Regions from separate parts of the Mus musculus genome. Here region 2 is linked to region 1. Evidence: chromatin contacts called from ENCODE Hi-C or POLR2A ChIA-PET data. All regions are on one chromosome and are shown on one strand. Each heading gives the region's core, a stretch centred on a gene start or an enhancer-like site at or near the end of the contact. The rest is flanking DNA. Distances are from core to core; before and after follow the strand shown. Region 1 holds the start of Trib1 (tribbles pseudokinase 1). Region 2 holds the start of Lratd2 (LRAT domain containing 1).

Evidence for each region. A loop is a pair of places that touch in the nucleus more often than their neighbours do. ChIA-PET counts read pairs that join two places held with the same protein, here RNA polymerase II (POLR2A).
Region 2: a map of v-Abl transformed pro-B cells shows a loop between it and region 1 (4-fold over the local background). The contact joins the promoter of Lratd2 here to the promoter of Trib1 in region 1. A Hi-C loop is called at or near these places in 2 of 37 maps with a recorded cell type or tissue (both v-Abl transformed pro-B cells). POLR2A ChIA-PET finds 5 or more read pairs at or near these places in 1 of 5 experiments (Patski).

The regions. Positions count from the first base shown.
Region 1 is chr15:59,645,656-59,650,934 of GRCm38, forward strand. It overlaps Trib1 (tribbles pseudokinase 1), which reads left to right and starts at 2,999. Exons shown (of 3, transcript NM_144549.4): 1 at 2,999-3,867. The coding sequence starts at 3,508.
Region 2 is chr15:60,822,567-60,827,845 of GRCm38, forward strand. Lratd2 (LRAT domain containing 1) reads right to left here and starts at 2,514. Exons shown (of 2, transcript NM_001162926.1): 1 at 1,948-2,514; 2 at 1-1,425. The coding sequence starts at 1,329. The coding sequence ends at 397. 9930014A18Rik (RIKEN cDNA 9930014A18 gene) reads left to right here and starts at 399. Exons shown (of 3, transcript NR_030696.1): 1 at 399-2,217; 2 at 4,766-4,796.

The sequences.
Region 1 (5,279 bases), core at 1,749-4,248:
GGAAGGAGCTAGACGAGGAAACGAGGAAACGGAATTCAGGTCAGCAAGTTTACCAAGAAGAATTTCCTTGTGGGGAACTAGTTCCAAAGGTATTGGAAGAGCAGAAATCAAAGAACAAAAAACAGTCCTGAGGGTGACTCGGATTTTAACATCAGGAAGTTGCTCTCACCCTAGGACCGGAGGACAAGATGGTATCACCTGATCCCAGGAGGCCAGAATTGTTGGAGTGAGCCAGGCCATGCAGAGAAGATGTGGTAGACTAGGATCCCCAGCAGGCACACTCTGTTGGAAATGAGAAACTGGAATGGAGGATGTGGTACTCAGCAAAGGATGGCAGGAAAGGAGTTGGAAAGGGCAGAAGGACTAGCTAGGCTCATCTAAGGCAATCTAAGAAGGCTTCCGTTGCCTCCAGCTGAGAGCTTGGAACTGGGAATGCAGAGGGGGTACAGGTCCCTGCAAGAGGACAGGGCTTTATCTTTCCACCACCTCCTTGCTCTTTTCAGTCACAGCGGTGCTATTCCTTTGCAGCAATCAGGGAGAAAAATCTAGTCTCAAAGAGAAGCGTGGCTGTCCAGGAAATCATCACACAGAGAGGTTGCTATAGCTGAATGCCCAAGCAGGGAGAAAGATGTCTCCTGGTAACTCTCCTCTGCCTCCCACCTGCTCATGGTCTTCCAGAGCCTCCCACTGGTCATACTGGGCAAAAAAAAAAAAAAAAAAAAAAAAAAAAACCCAACTCAAACCAAACCAAAAACCCCAAAACTCAGTGAGTTTGTGAAGGCCATCCCAGGGAGCTGAGCAGAGGAGGACGGGGCACATGTTTAGCTGAGGTGTCATGGCAACGGTGGTTTGTGGTGATGTATCTCCCAGAAGAGGCTAACAAAGGGGGAGGAGGTACATACAGCATTCAGGTTAAGATAACTCATCACAGTATTGGTTGGGTTCATTGTCCAGTAACAGGCCCAGCGGGCAGCTCAGTACATCCTAAGATTCCTTCAGGAGAGAATCTTATCAGGTAGGACAAAAAACCTCAGGGTCTAGTGCAACTTCCTAAACATACTTAGTCCCGATAACCTGTCAAGATTCAGCTCCCTCTCCTAGCCAAGCTGCTGTTCCGTACACGGATTTCCTCTGGGCAGTTCGCATAACCCTATGGAGGCCTCCCTAACAGTTCCTTTCTTTGCAAGTTGTGGTCTCCTCTGAGTCTACAAGAGTGCCGGAGAAGCTTCCCCTACGGACTATGGACTGCTTCCCGTCGCCTTTGAATCACAGCAAGGAAGCTAAAGGTTTTAGGCTTCCGTTTTTTGTTTTTTTTTAATCAAATGGAGCAAAATGTAACCCTATGAAGTGAGTGTAAAACTAAAGTTCATAACGTATGCAAAATAATCAGAGTAAGGAGCCCGCACGCCCCTGGGCCACAACTGATGCCAATTATCATTACTGTCTCAATTTAAGTCTCCTAATCCCCAGCGCCTAACTAACCCTTGGAGATGCTTAATTAGCGTTTGTTGAATGACTGGAGAATTAATGATGAAAAGGATTTATTCTTGGGTTTGACCTGGTTTTAGAAAATTAATTATTCAGCATAATTGCAAGAAAGGATTTTGATAATAGGCATCTATGCTAAGTGAGGATCCAGAGACTCCAAACTGACCTGGTTTGCGAAAGAAGTGGGGGGGGGGGGGACCAAACAAAACCCAGCAACACAAAATGTGACTGCAAGCTGTTTCCAGGGAGCAAGGTCAGCCAGTTTCAAGAGCACACAACTCAAACTATATGAAAGTATACATGCGACCTTGTCCGCGTGCAGATGGTATCCCTGGCAGTGAATAGAATGACCCGTACCCCAGTATCCAATACTCCTGGCCGCACTGGCGCCCTAGACCCTCGGGCGCGCATTGCAGGCGGGAGGGGACAGGAATCTGGCGCCAGCCACGTGGGCCCCTTCCGCCAGTTCCCCACATCCTTTGTTTCCCACCGGCCGGAGCTCAGGAAGCTCTTTCGGCGAGTCACCGCGAAGGGGCGGCCCAGGAGCTTGGAGAGGCTATTTCCGTGCAATCCGGGCGGGCGGCAGGCGCGGGAGGGGCGTGGAGGTGGAGGCAGAGCAGAAGGCCCAGTGTTTGCTTTTATTTCATCCAACAGAAGGTTCTATTTGTGGAAGCGAACAGACGCTGGGGATTAGAGTTGGGAGGGGGCAGGAAAAGAGGGGAAGAAAAAAAAAGCCACATTCACTACCACGCACAGGTCTTCCCCGGAACTACCGCGTGGGGGTGAATGACTGATAATGGAATTCATCACCTTTCCTCTCGCCCCTTCCTCCGGCTGCAGCCGCGACTCGACGGCGCCCACAGCTCCACCGGGAGCTCCCCAAAGTGCAGAACGGCGGGGAGGGGGGGACCCACTAGGATAAAGGCGTGACCACTGGGTCTCAGCCAGCTGCCGGTGCGCAGCCAGGAGGTGCGCGCGCGGCCGCCGGGAGCTCGGTGCTCCATTGTGTTGTGTGAATGATGCGCGCGCACCAATCAGCGGTCGTTTCGCCCCTGCTGCCCCGCCCCTCCCGCCCACTTCCCCGGGAACCTGACGTCACGGGAGCTTTGCCTCCGCCCCCTCCCTGGGCTACGGGCCCGCGGGCCTGCGGTGGGGCGCGCGCAGCCTGCTGCCCAGCCCAACCCGGGGGGCGTGTGCGCGCGCCCAAGGCGTCCCAGGACGTTCCCACCTGCGCCTCGGCGCGCGCGGTCAGGAGCATCCCCAGGCCTCCAGCCACCCCTTACAGTTCCAGCCTCCAACTCCACCTCCCCTCCCCCCTAGTCTCCTCCCTCCGCTCCGGTGACTGCAAGCCGGGCGACGGGGCCGGAGTCGTCGCAGCCACCTCATTGCACAACCCGGCTTCCCAACTGTTTACACAGCCCGGGCTGTGAGTGTGTGTGTGTATACAGCGTGAGTCACCGGGAGGCGGAGGAGGTGGAGGAAAAGGAGAAGGAGTGCACTGGCCGGGATCAGTGCGGCACACACACTCATAGTCGGTCACTCTCTCTCTCTCTCCTGGAGCGCGTCTCGCTCGCTCACACGCCTGGAGCCCAGGAGCGCGCAGGATTCCGAGCGGCGCGGAAAAGTTGTACCGGCTTTTACGCCAGACTAATTGCTTTGGGAAGTGCGTTTGCTCGGAGAAGCCGAGGAGCCTGTGGAATCCTGTCCTCGAGGCTCAACACCCGGGAACTCGGGCCGTCTCCACGTCCCGGACTATCCACAGCCTCGGCAACAATAGCGGCGGCCACCGCCAACGAGGCGCCCAGACCTGGTGCCTGTGGGGGTCTGGAGACCTTAGCCGGCCTCCCACCCTTGGACGCGTGGCCAACGTGGTTCTGGTGGACAACGCCAGCGTCCTGGAACGGCTCCTCTTGGGGACCGATCCAAGCTCTATCTGCAAACTCCATCCCGCCGACTGGAAGAAGTCACAGCGCAGATCCAGGGATTTACAAAGCCGGGGCCGCTCCGGCCAGGGCCGCGATGCGGGTCGGTCCCGTGCGTTTTGCCCTGAGCGGCGCCTCGCAGCCCCGCGGTCCGGGTCTACTGTTTCCGGCTGCCCGGGGAACCCCGGCCAAACGCCTGCTGGACACGGACGACGCGGGGGCAGTGGCGGCCAAGTGTCCGCGCCTCTCTGAGTGCTCGAGTCCCCCCGACTACCTCAGTCCCCCTGGCTCGCCCTGCAGCCCTCAGCCTCCGCCCTCCACGCAGGGGACCGGCGGCAGCTGTGTGAGCTCACCCGGGCCCAGCCGAATCGCCGACTACCTGCTGCTACCCCTAGCTGAGCGCGAGCATGTGTCCCGGGCACTGTGCATCCACACCGGCCGCGAGCTGCGCTGCAAGGTAAGCATCCTGGGGCGGAGGTTGCGGGTCTGGATCGTCCACAGAAGTGCCTAGGTTCCGGCCCACCGGGATCACAGTCCCGCCAGCGCTTGGGTTTGGCAGAGCAGATAAGGGCGTTTAGTTGGATAAGGAGGGTATTTTGGTCAGCTTCGTGTTTTTGGAGGTTGAGTGCTTTCCTGTGGAGTGTTTTTTGGTGAGGGTTAGGCGGTCTAGAGGAAGTGCAGGGTTCAGTTCTTTTATCTCTGTTCTTTTCTTTGGCGCTCTGTATTGCTAGCGCGTGGCGTTCCATTTAAGTTTGGAATTGCAATGGGTTCCAGGGCCATGCCATTGCCCTGCTCTCATCCCCCTCCTCCCCCTGTCCTGGAAGGACGCCCTGCAGTGTGTGCCTCCTCGGGACTTGGAGCAACTGGCAAGCTCTTTGCGCGAGGCTCGCGGCATGGGTTCTGTATAGACCAAGTCGGGCTTCTTTTTACCTAGGGGTTTCTGGGCTTGAACTCCTGTTGGGACCAGCATACAGCCCACCCCAGGAAGTGTTGGGATGGGGTGGTCTTAAGCGTGGGAAGGCTTCTGGCCAGCATCGGAGTATTGGAAAACTTCCAGAGGCTCGCTTCCACTTGCTTTAGTTTGAGCCGGCGATTTTCATTGCAACATTAACAGGAGTACAACTAGATACAGGATGGCCGGTCTGGGAGAGCGCGTAGCCCAGGACTGCTTCGCAGTGTGCTCTTCGTGAGCCGGACACCCCATCTCTGGGCCATTGAGAGCCCCACTGACTCCTTTCATTCTCCTGCAGTTAAAAGTGGCATCTGGGTTTCCAACAACTCACCTGAAAGCCCCCCTCCGCCCCCCCCCCCCCCCAACGTGAGCGCCCCACCTCTCCGTTTGCTGCTGCCACCTACTGTCCACTCTCGTGAAATCTCTGATGCGTGGTCAAGCACAGAGAGAAACTCTTTCTTCTTGGTGGATGAGAACAGTTTTGGGAGAGAAACGGATGGGGCGGGAGGAGAAGGCAGCAGATATATATTTTTTTCCCAAGTTGGTACTAGAGCAGCCACCTCAGAGGTGGGGTTGGTCTGGGTCATTGTGCAACCCCTTCCAGTTCCTCTGAGCAGATAATAGCCGAATCCAGATGGTGACAGCCCGTGTGTCACCATTTCCAGTTGCGTCTAGGATATGAGTAACCGGGCTGAACAAAAGGCCCTTAAAGAGACCAGCCAGCTTCTTAGAGGATTTGCTACCCGTTCTGGGGAGGGGGGCCAACCAGGGTGGATGGGGGTCGAGGAAACAAACAGGAAAAAAGAGAAGACCTATAGAGGTGCCTATCCTCTCCTGTAAGAAGGTAACTACAGGCTGCTTCCACCTGAGTCTCAGCCATAGGCAGGCTGCATAAGGCCGCTTTGTCAGTCTCTCCT
Region 2 (5,279 bases), core at 1,264-3,763, 1.2 Mb after region 1:
GTGAGGGATCCAGAGAGACAGAATGCAGGGCAAATGTGCTCTGAGATTTCCCCCAAGCCTGCTTGTATACGAAGGGTTAAATTTGGTCCCAGATCTGATAGGGTTGAAGCCGCAAGCAAGTTCCCACTTTACCCCACCTGGGAAAGGAAGGTGGACTGAGAGGGCCTGAAGAAAAAGCATCCCATGGCCACCCACCAGCCAATCCTACCTGCTCCCTAAGTCCCCTTCCTCCTCCCCTGTCCAAAGCCTGCAGTACATTTCACCAACTCCGCTTTTTCCAAAAGGCCCAGGAATACTAAATGGGGCCCAAGTGTTGGGGGGGGGAGAAGAGCGGGAGGAAGAGGGCGTGGCTGCAGCAAACAGCTTCCTTTTGTAGCTCTGAGCCCAGTTCAAGTATCAGTGCACGACCGAGTCTCCGTTCTCCTCCTCGGAGCCCGATGCTGGGGGACGCAGGGGGGACGGTGTAGTCCGAGTCGCGTCGCTGTCGCCCTCATCCGGCTCAGCCGGGTGCAGGTGCGTGGCGAGCTCCTGTAGCACCGCCGCGCGTCCGATCTGGTCGTTGCGCCGCTTCTCCATGATCAAGTCCTCCAGGCTCTGGAACTCGAGAGTGTGGCTGCGCTGAGCCGAGAGCTGAATCTGCAAACGGTAGGGCTGCTTGCCGATGCGCAGCTCGCCACCGATCTTGAACTCGCGTTTGCCATAGCGGCACCAGGCCGCAAAGCTCTCGGAGTTGCGCCAGCTGAGCTCGCGCTCCTTGGCGCCCACGTGGGCCAGCGCGTTGCGCACTACAGCGCTAGGGCTCAGTGGCTTGTAGCGATACAGATCGTTGACCACGCGGCCGCGCCGGCCCTGGCTCGCATCGGTCAGGAAGCTGTTGCTCACCTCCAGCCGGTGCAAATGCACCACCTGGAAATTGCCCACGTAGACAGCCCAGTGCGGGTATTGAGCCTGCGATACAAACTCCACCAGGTCACCCGGACTGCACTTGTTGAGCAAGTTCTCCGGTGTGTAGGTGCTCAGAGCCGCCGATCCTGGCGCGAAGCTTTTCTGATAGATGCACTCATCACGATAAAACACCGAGCATTCCACCTCGTGCTGCCGCGGGTCGTAGGGCTGCGGCGGGGGCAGGGGAGGCCGATCCCCGGAGTCGGACAAAGCTCCGCCATCAAGCCCCTGGGGCGGTGGCTGAGGTTCCACATCCTCGTCGTCATTGGAGAAAATATAAGAGACTCCGATGCGGGGCCCATCGTCTCGATCCACGCCGGTCGGGTCGGCCGTGGGAACTTCCTTATAACTTAGGTGGGTCAGTTTTTCCACCTGGTTGCCCATTACGCTGTGGACTCTCGTTCACAAGACTTCAAGAGGAGAAAGCGAAACCACCGTCAGAGTCATTGGCACTGGTGCCCGGGCAGGGGCTAAAGCCACCTGTTGGAAGAGAAGACGAGGGAGATGTTTGTAGGTGCCACTCCAGAAAAAGACGTTTGTTTCTTGAAAAAGAACCGGTAGGGGCCCGAGCACCTGGAGCCATTTTAGGAGAAGTCTGGGGGACGTGCTTCCTCGCGTTTCTACACCACTAAGGTCACGATCACTGGAGACATGGCCACTCCAGCTTTCCCCTTCCTCCAGCTATCACCTGGACCCAGCCAAAGCCATTGCATCAGCAGCTCCGACAGCTTCCGCCCGCGCCCTACCTGCCAACCCTGGGCAGGAGTGGGGGAGGGAAGGAAATAGAAACTTTATTCCAATTTCCTTCTCTTTCCTAACTTCCCCTCCCACTCCGGATCCTAACTAGCCCTTTGACGTCCTTCAATGTCTGCACCCCCAAGAACCTGCTAGGCTACCTTGGCGTGGAGGTGGCAGGTGAGCCTCCGGACTAGACTCACCTGCCGCAAGTCACTGCGGCTCGTCGGCCCCTCCCCCGCGCGCCTGCCCTGGGGTTCAGATTACCTGCGCGGACTCTCTCCCCGAGAGGTAGAAGCCCTAGGGGACCGGGAGGGGCACCCTGCCGCACCCGAGACTTCTAGGGCGAGTTCGCAGGTGTGGGCTCCGCAGTGCCTCCTCTCCCAGCGCAGACCAAGGCGAAGCTGGGCTTCGGGGAAGGACGCATTTCTCCCTCGCCGCCCCCCGCGGTTGTGTAGAGCCCCAAGACTTGAAGATGGGGGGCAATGCCTGTTCACGATCGTTGCTGCACGACCCCTCACGCAGATTTCCAGGAAGGTGGGGCACGAGGAGGGAAGCCGAAGGAGCTAGCTGGGTTTCCCGGGGGCCGCAGCTCCCGCTCGGGCTAGGCGAGCAACAAGCGCCGGAGCGGGAGGGACGGGATTGTAGATCCGGCTCGGGGCTCCCGGGCGGGAGTGCAGCCCGTGGCATTTAAAGAGACAGACGTGGCTCTGAGAGCTCCGGTCTTTCCTGTACCCAGCTTAGTCCCTCGGAGCCCCGCCCCCGCCCCGCCCACTAGGGCTGCTCCGCCCTTCCAGGACCGTGCCCCCTCCGTAGCGGGTTTAAATCGGGCTGGTAAATAGTGTACCTCCCACGGGAGCAGGCTTCCTCTACCGCCCTGAGCCCCCTTGCCTTTCTGTTATGCTGAGTTGGGGTTCTGAGAAGTTGGAAGCAAGACGCCACCTGCCAGTATAGAAATGCAAGTGGTGAAATGTTGGTCTTTCTTCCTCTTCTCCTTCCATTTCTTCTTAGATGGAGTATCTAAAGAAAGAGAGACAGACTTTTCTTATCAGAACGTTTTTATAACCTAAAGTAGTCTGTGCTGCAACAGTTCAAGAAACACATCAGCTAAAACCTGTTTCCAGAGCAAGTAATAATTTTGGATAGTAAATAATAATAATAATAATAATTCAGAAAGAGGAAGCAGTATAATACAGGACTTAGTTGACTAGCTCCTCAAATCCCTAATGACTGTTAGGTGTCCCTCCAAGTAAACTCAACATTAACTTCACAGCCTTCTTTGTTTTAGATTTCTTTTCTAGTTGTGAGAGAAAGCATGCAGAAATGGGATGGGGGTGTAGAGTTGCTTAATTGTCCTTAAATTAAAAACAAATTAGCAGAGACTCCTGGTGAATATATTTCCTTCCTCCTGAGGGAAGTGACAGCCTTGTTGGTTATTAACCTCCTCAAGAGGACACTTTCTTCCCTGCTGGGGTCATTTCTCTACCCCAGACCTAAACTACTAAAGTGATTTTTGTTGCTGCTGCTACTACTGCTCCTCCTCCTCCTTCCCCTTCCCCTTCCTCTCCCCTCCTACCCCTCCTCTCCCCCTCCCCCTCCTCTTCCTTCTTCTTTCCTCCTCCTTCTCCTCTCCCCTCCTTCTTCTAAATAGTGGGTCAGAACAGAAATAGACAATCTTAGGAAGCACCCTAGCCAGTTAACAGTGCAATTCAAGACCTGCACCTTGTTTTCCATCGACTGAATTTTTCCAAGTAACATTATTTATTCATTCTGTGCATACCAACCAGTGGAAACAGGAATATACTAACACTACTATGATCCTTTTTAGTTTGAAAGCAGAAACAAAAATCAATCTACTTATGTACCTTTAAGCCAAAACAATCAATATTGTCAAGGCTCTGATGGAAGTTAGTCCTTCAGCAAGCCTAAGATCACAGTATAAGCTACACCAAACGAGAGGTCGGTGTGTATCCTAAAGGTTTAATTTCAATATGTTCTGATTGGCTGGAGATATATGAGGTTAGGAGAGTGGTTCCTGGACATTTGAGTAACGTGCTCCAGGAGCCATCACTCCTACCATGTGAGCACAGAGATGAGTGTTACACATAGAATTTGGCTGTTGAGTGGTGAGACCTTCTGCCAGACACTGTGGGCCAGTTTGCCCCTGTATGACACTGGATGGGCTGGGAAGAGGTGGAGTCTGTGGGAAGGGAACAGTTGTACAGTAGGCTGCTGCTTACACCCTGAGTTCAAGTCCTAAAGGCTGAGAAAGCAGTACTTCTTTGACTCTCTCTTATTATCTCAGCAGTTGCTCAGTTATTCAATTGGCCAATGATAAAGTCCCAGAGGGAGCAGACATCACATCATCTTATCTAGTACTCACTCAGTTAATAAGTGTTTAGTAGATGCTGGAGGGGAAGTTTTCCATAGACCAAAAATCACTCACACACACACACACACACACACACACACACACACACACACAGAGAGAGAGAGAGAGAGAGAGAGAGAGAGAGAGAGAGAGAGAGAAATGACTTCCTGGTTTTATGAAGCAATCAGCAAGTAAGCATGTGATACCTTTGATAGCCATTGTCTGGTGCAGATTTTTTTTTTAATTAATGAATGTCAAGGGCTCAACCTCCGTCTGGCCACATGGAGCACTGGGTCAGAGGTTATACAATGTCTCTAAAAAGGCTTTGTTCATCTCAAATAATTAGTGAATGAAAGTTGAGCTTACCAGTTTTAGTAGAAAAAAATCTAAGACTATAAACCCAATAGTCCCATTACCTAGGATGGTAAGCATTGAAGGGCTGGAGCTGGTGGCTCTGGCTCTGAGGCTGCTCTGAGTGACAGCTTTTCAAAGGTGTGCTCTACAATTGCTTCCCCTCCTGTCCTGTCATCTCACTTAAGGAGGTCCCCCTCCTGGCCCTAGGAGTCTCTCTGCTAACCCCCTTTCCATCCAACAGACATGTATTTCACACCTTATCACTTGATTATGTATAATGTAGCTCATGACTATATGCTATTTCCCACTGTTTTCTAATTCATATATTGACTATTTATGTATTTCTTCTTTGTGGTGCAGAGGACAGAACCTGGGCTGTTGTACATGATAGGTAAGCTTTCTATTGTTTTCTCCCTTTCACATGTTTTGAGATACTGTCACACTAAGTTGTCCAGGCTGGCACTGAATTCTTTGTAGCTAGACTTTCAATCCTCCTGCTGCTACTTCCCAAGGACTGTCCCCAGGTCAACTGCTAATTCAAATATTTAATATTCTTTCTTTTATTTCTATTTTTAATTGATTTTGTTATTATTTTTAACTTATTAATTTTAAGAGAACTTCATTCAAAATCTGTTCCTAGAAGACATATTAGACATGTGCCCATCATAGCATGCATTCATTCTACAAGTTAGCATCATAGCATGCGTTCATTCTATGAGCCCAGCATATACCTTGCTAGATACTCCTGTCCTCCAAGAGCTCAGTTACAGTTGAGGACACAGACTAATAGAGTCTTTAGCACTCGCTGGCATGTTCTATAAGAACAGGAAATAGAAGAGACTGAGGTAAAATGAATCTCAAAACCCGTGGATTG